Regions from separate parts of the Homo sapiens genome. Here region 2 is linked to region 1. The links are chromatin loops, found by intact Hi-C in ENCODE. Cell type or tissue: CD4-positive, alpha-beta T cell. All regions are shown on one strand. Links, peaks and the distances in the headings refer to the core of each region. The heading gives the core; the rest is flanking DNA.

Region 1 (2,898 bases), core at 105-2,604:
TCTTTACAATAAGAAAATACGGTCTTTTTTTTTCTTTTTGAGACTGAGTCTCGCTCTGTCACCTAGGCTGAAGTGCAATGGCGAAATCTCGGCTCACCCCAACTTCCGCCTCCTGGGTTCATGCAATTCTCCTGCCTCAGCCTCTTGAGTAGCTGGGATTACAGGCACGCACCACCACACTCGCCTGATTTTTAGTAGAAACGGGGTTTCACCATGTTGGCCAGGCTGGTCTCGAACTCCTGACCTCAGGTAATCCACCTGCCTCGGCCTCCCAAAGTGCTGGGATTACAGACGTGAGTCAACGCGCCCAGCCGGAATAATATTTTACAGCAATTACACTGCACTGTTTAGATCATTATTCCTATGCCGCCTCCTCCCCCAACAAAGTGCGTGCCTTCAGCACACAACGGTCTTGTTTCTGCTTATTCCGTAGCCCCGCAGGCAAAGCCAGAGTCTGGCACAAGCCAGGGACCGAGTGACTACCTGCGGAACAGAATGATTAGAATTGCGTCTGGGGTTCCTGGAGGGTGGGCCTTGGCTGGGCGGATCCCAGGAGCCTGGCGTCTCCCAGGGGAGGCGCTCACCTCAGATCGGGCCTAAGAGGGCCCTGCTTGCCACACTGACCGCCAAGCCTGGCCAAAAAGCTCAGGGAAGCCGCGGAGCCACTGCCCGCCTGGGTCAGGGTGGTGACGGAGCCTGACTGAGAATAACGGCTGAACTTGACTAATAGACTGACCGAGGGTTGGAGCGGGTCCCAACCAACTGCCTGACGGCCCAAAGGCAGGAAGAAACGATGGTAGGCCTTGTCATCTTCGAAGGAGAGGAAGGACAGCAAACGAATTGCTATAGCGTCCCCATGCGCACTTGGCGCTTCTCCTCAAGCGGAGCAGGAACGGAACTGGGCGGACCCGCCGGAAGACTCGGCGAGTGCGCGCGCGCAGGAGCCCATTTTCCCGCCCGCAACGTGGCCCCGCCCTTTTACCCAGGCCCTACGCGAGCTTCGCCGAGTACGCGTGCGCAGCAGCTTCCCCTCCCTCGCCCCGCCCCTCACGTGGCCCCACCCTCTCACCCTAGACAGATGGGAGCCTCCTGGGGTGTCCACGTGAGCGCGCGTGAGTCCGCCCCCCCAGTCACGTGACCGCTGACTCGGGGCGTTCTCCACTATCGCTTACCTACCTCCCTCTGCAGGAACCCGGCGATATGGCTGCCGCTGTGCCCCGCGCCGCATTTCTCTCCCCGCTGCTTCCCCTTCTCCTGGGCTTCCTGCTCCTCTCCGCTCCGCATGGCGGCAGCGGCCTGCACACCAAGGGCGCCCTTCCCCTGGATACGGTCACTTTCTACAAGGTAACCGGGGCGGGGGACGTCGCGCGCAGGTGCCGCCGGGGCGCCCGGAAGAGCGCGCGCCCGTGGGGAGACGCTGGATTCCGGGAGCTGACGGGAGGTGGTCTGTAGCAACGGTCCCAGAGCTTCCCGGCGTCCTACAGGCCTAGTGGACTCTGAGCGGAGAATGTTATGACCACCGGGCATGCACGCTTCAGGGCCCCGGCGCACCCTTGCTTTTGCAGCATTTATACTTGCATCCACCCTTGCAAAGATGCAGCCGAGGGAACTGGGTGCCCCTTCCCTTCACCTGTGGGGAGAGGGCGGTGCCTGGCGAGATCCAACCCTCGAGTCCCAAGTGGGAGAACCGGAGGGCGGTGCGAGGTCGACGCCACCGGGCTCCCGGCTGTGGAAGCTGGGAGGGGTTGGCGGGGGGAAATGCAGGCGCGTTAGCCTGCGTGTCCGCGCCCCTCTTCCCAGGGTTGGATTGCAGCCTGCTTTGCAGTGTGCAAACAATGATCAGATATCATACATCTTGAATAGTGCAAGCGTGAAGAATAAGCTTCAGTTCAGCCACCCTGTAAAGCAGGGGTCCCCAACCACCAGGCCCGTCGGTGGCCTGTTAGAAACCGGGCCGCACAGCAGGAGGTGAGCGGCAGGCGAGCTAGCACTACAGCCTGAGCTCCGCCTCCTGTTACATCAGCTGCGGCATTACATTCTCATAGGAGCACGACCTTTATTGTGAACTACGCATGTGAGGGATCCAGGTTGTGTGCTTCTTATCAGAATCTAATGCCTGATGATCTGAGGCGAAACAGGTTCATGTCGAAACCACCCAACCCCGTGGAAAAGTTGTCTTCCATGAAACCAGTTCTTGGTGCCAAAAAGGTTGGGGATAGCTGTTGTAGGAAACATCTTGGGGTTGGCAACAAAATCAGTAAAATTGGGTCAAGGCATGGAAGAATTTGCCACTACCTCCGCCTTTCCCCCCTTCCATTTTTGCAGAATTAGGGATCCTGGCCTGAGTAAATGGACGGTTGGAAATGGTGGCTGAATGCAACACCGCAGTCCCAGTCCCCTCCTCTTGCACCTGTCTTCACCCACGAGCAGCTTTTAACTTCCTCTAGGAGATGGGCAAGCTTAGTGTTGCGAGAGAGCCAGTCATTTCATTTTCAGGTTTTGTACTCATTGTGGGGAAGTGAAACCAAGAAGTAGTTGTCTCCAGTGGTTGAAGTCTCCTATTTTCAAGCGTTCCCTGTCGTGGATTTGGCACTTGCAGCTCATTCAAGGCAAAGTTTCAAGAATTTAAAAGTGTAGGCCGGGCTTAGTGGCTCACGCCTGTAATCCCAGCACTTTGGGAGGCTGAGGCGGGTAGATCACCTGAGGTCAGGAGTTTGAGACCAGCCTGACCAACAAGGTGAAACCCCGTCCCTACTAAAAATACAAAAATTAGCTGGGCGTGGTGGTGGACACCTGTAGTCCCAGCTCCTCGGGAGGCTTAGACAGGAGAATTGCTTGAACCCAGGAGGCGGAGGTTGCGGTGAGCCAAGATCACGCCACTGCACTCCAGCCTGGGCG
Region 2 (2,898 bases), core at 97-2,596, 600 kb before region 1:
GGGGCCCTGCTGCCGGGGTGACAAGCATCCCTCTACCAGGGCTCCAGGGTTCTGCTGGCCACCACTAGCCATCCTTCCTCCCAGCAGGGGCAGAGGACACTTCCCCAGGGGAACAGGTCCTCCTGGTGCCCCCCCACTCCCCGCCCCAGCCGGAAACCCGGCAGCTGAGCAGTTAGATAGAAGATTTTTCCTCCCACGCCACCCTGTCAGGGGTCGGCCAGCAGGGCCGGGCCACAGGCTTCCTTGTGAGCCAGGCCTGGAGCCCCTGGGGGCCCACCCGGATGTGGCTACCCCCCGGCTGGCCAGTGGGGAGCCGGCTGCTGCCCAGGACATGTGTCCCCAGGGAGGCCTGGGAGGAAGGAAGTCTATGCCCTCCTCACAGGGGCTGACTCACAGGCGCCCAATGGGGGGCCCCAGCTGGGAGACTGGGAATGTGATCAATCAGGGAGGTGGACACACAAGGGGACCTCTGACATGGGATCTGCCCTTTCAGAGCTCACACACTGGTGTCATCTCAAGGAGGAGAGGCCCAGAGAGGGCAGTGTATGCTGCGAGAGGCGAGGTAATTGAGGGCTTACGCATGTCCCTCCTGATGTCCCCAAGTAGCACGTGGGGAGGAGGTTCACCCACAGGCTGCCCTCCTAGGGTCTCCCCTGTCTGCCCTCAACCCAGAGGCAGTGAAAGGAAGAAGCCACGGCCTTGGGATGGGGGGCGTGCGGGATTCTGATGGTGCTGCCTCTCCGCAGGGAGATGGTTCTTGGCTTTCCCTACCTCCTGAAACCTAGCTGGGGCGGTGGCTGGGATGTCAGGCTGGCGGTGTGGGCAGAGGAAGCCAGAGGACATTTCCTGTTCTGGCAGACTGTGCTGGCCTGATAAATGTCCCCGGGGCACAAGGTGACCCCAGCAAGGGTGCATCAGTGTCCAGCCAGCTGCCCCGTGGCCTGGGGTAGAACCCACCTCTCTGCCTCCCCAGGGACCCTGCCTTCGCCCCCTGCTTCCCGTGGGCATCTCTGCGTCTGGCAACTTGAATGCTGTGAAAGGGCAGCAGGCCGCCTGCCAGGCAGTGTGTGTCAGAATCCCACAACTCTCTGGGCCTCCTTAGGCCACAGGGTCTGGACTCTATGAACAGTTGGTGCTAGGCATGGGGAAGATAGAAATGTTCCTTGTGGCCTAGATTCAACCAGGAGGCCTCCCTGGAGGAAGTGTCCCCTCTGAAGGTGTGAGACTTCCTGCCTATATCTGTGAGCTGGGGCAGGGGAGAGTGGAGGCTCTGGACTGGCCCAATTTAACTTCATTTACCACACTTTAAGAAATCTTCCCCAGGCTGGGAGCAGTGGTTCACACTTGTAATCCCAGCACTTTGGAAGGTCAAGGTGGGAGGATCACTTGAGCCCAGGAGTTTGAAACCAGCCTGGGCAGCATAGTGAGACCCTGTCTCTACCAAAAAAAAAAAAAAAAAACTGGGTATGGTGGCACATGGCTGTGGTCCCAGATACTTGGAAGGACTGCTTAAACCCACAAGGTCATGGTTGCAGTGAGCTGTGATCATGCCACTACACTCCAGCCTGGGTGACAGTCAGACCTGTCTCAAAGAAAGAAAAAAAAAAAAAAATCCTCCCCAAGCCTCAGCAGGGGAATTCCTACCATGGATAAAGGCTTTCTCTGCATGTGGGCCTGATCATTAAAAGGAAAATTTCAGCCTCCCGAATTATACTATTATCCAGGGTGATTAGATAGAGGAGAGGCTGAGAAGCCCTGATCTCAGCGGGGCATGGATTAAGGGGACCCCACAGCTCAGCCAGGTTCCCAGCGATTCAAGGTCCTGCGATTTCTCACCGACTTGGTGGCTCCAGGGTGCCTGGGGCTGGCTGTGCTTCTTGGGGAGCACCAGGTACCACTGCTGCTTCGAGGCCCTCAATAGCCCTTTGGTGGACCCGGTTGTGTTCTGAGCTTGGGGTCCTGAGATGCAGACACCCCCCAGCCCCAGCTGGTGGGCGTGCAGCTAGCTGCCTTCATGTATTTGCTGCAGGGAGGGAATTGGGGGTGGGGGACAAGGATGCACCAGGCTGAGTTATTCCTTCTGCACATCATCCTGCCCCTCACCTGGCTGCAGGATTTGGGGAAACCCTGGAGACCCCCATAGCTGGGAGGTTCCTGCCCCAGAAGGAAGCCTGAGCAGGTGAGGGGGGTCTCCTGGGTGCTAGGGCCCCTCTGTGGGGAAGGTGGTTTATTTCTCTGGCTGACCAGGCTCCCCCGAAGCTCTGTGCTGGGATAGAAGTGTCCCAAAGACACCCTGCCCCCAACTCATACCCTACAGTCGAAGCCTGAGGGCCCCAGGTCCCCCTGGCGTGATCATCATTGCTTCCTGTCCACAGCTTGTCAGCCCCTGATCCCAGGGTTGTCACCATCTGATCAATTGCTTTTTCTCTGAGCCTGGCACATAGTAAGCACTCAATAAACGCCACTGCCTGGGCCAGGGTCAGGGAGGGATCCACCTTCCTGTGGCCTGGCTGCCCTCCTGGCCAAAAAACCTCCCTGGTACAGTCCCTTCCATAGCTTGGGCTACAGCTGACTGCTCTGGGCTGGCAACTTCCTGCCCGGAGCAGCCTGAGCAGCCGCCTCTCCCCTGAGAAGATCTTTTGTTCCAGCTCCCCATGACGCCCCGAGCCCAGCCCATGAGGCAGGCCCCCCTGTGGCTTCCCATGGCGGGCGAGCCTGACTCCGAGGCTGGAGCTCTTTTCTAACAGTGATAGTAAGAAAATAGCAGCAGCCACTTATGAGCCCCATGCCAAGCACACTGCAGACATCAGTTCTTTTTTTCTTATAGAGATATGGTCTGCTTCTGTCACTCAGGCTGGAGTGCAGTGGTGTGATCACAGCTCACTGCAGCCTCGACCT

The links. Peaks named below come from ENCODE experiments on the same cell type or tissue, not always from the same donor. Only the 100,000 strongest peaks of a DNase experiment are listed, where the experiment ranks them.
Region 2: it touches region 1 in a loop (2.6-fold over the local background); 2 of 110 quality-filtered maps call a loop at or near these places.

Annotation. Positions count from the first base shown.
Region 1 is chr12:112,012,266-112,015,163 of GRCh38, forward strand. It overlaps TMEM116 (transmembrane protein 116), which reads right to left and starts at 900. Exons shown (of 11, transcript NM_001193531.2): 1 at 737-900. It overlaps ERP29 (endoplasmic reticulum protein 29), which reads left to right and starts at 1,161. Exons shown (of 3, transcript NM_006817.4): 1 at 1,161-1,344. The coding sequence starts at 1,201. RefSeq lists enhancers at 1-764, 635-824, 2,495-2,634 and silencers at 985-1,064, 1,405-1,494. In CD4-positive, alpha-beta T cell, for the core only: a CTCF peak has its summit at 1,252; DNase peaks (open chromatin) are centred at 526, 1,046, 1,676, 2,016 and 1 weaker place; H3K4me3 peaks cover 2,500 bases; H3K27ac peaks cover 2,284 bases.
Region 2 is chr12:111,409,762-111,412,659 of GRCh38, forward strand. All of the region lies in intron 1 of SH2B3 (SH2B adaptor protein 3), which reads left to right. Among named protein-coding and RNA genes, the nearest start is that of SH2B3, 5.3 kb to the left of the region's middle. RefSeq lists a silencer at 196-345. In CD4-positive, alpha-beta T cell, for the core only: no CTCF peak of the experiment used is centred there; DNase peaks (open chromatin) are centred at 166, 416 and 1,570; H3K4me3 peaks cover 714 bases; H3K27ac peaks cover 2,500 bases.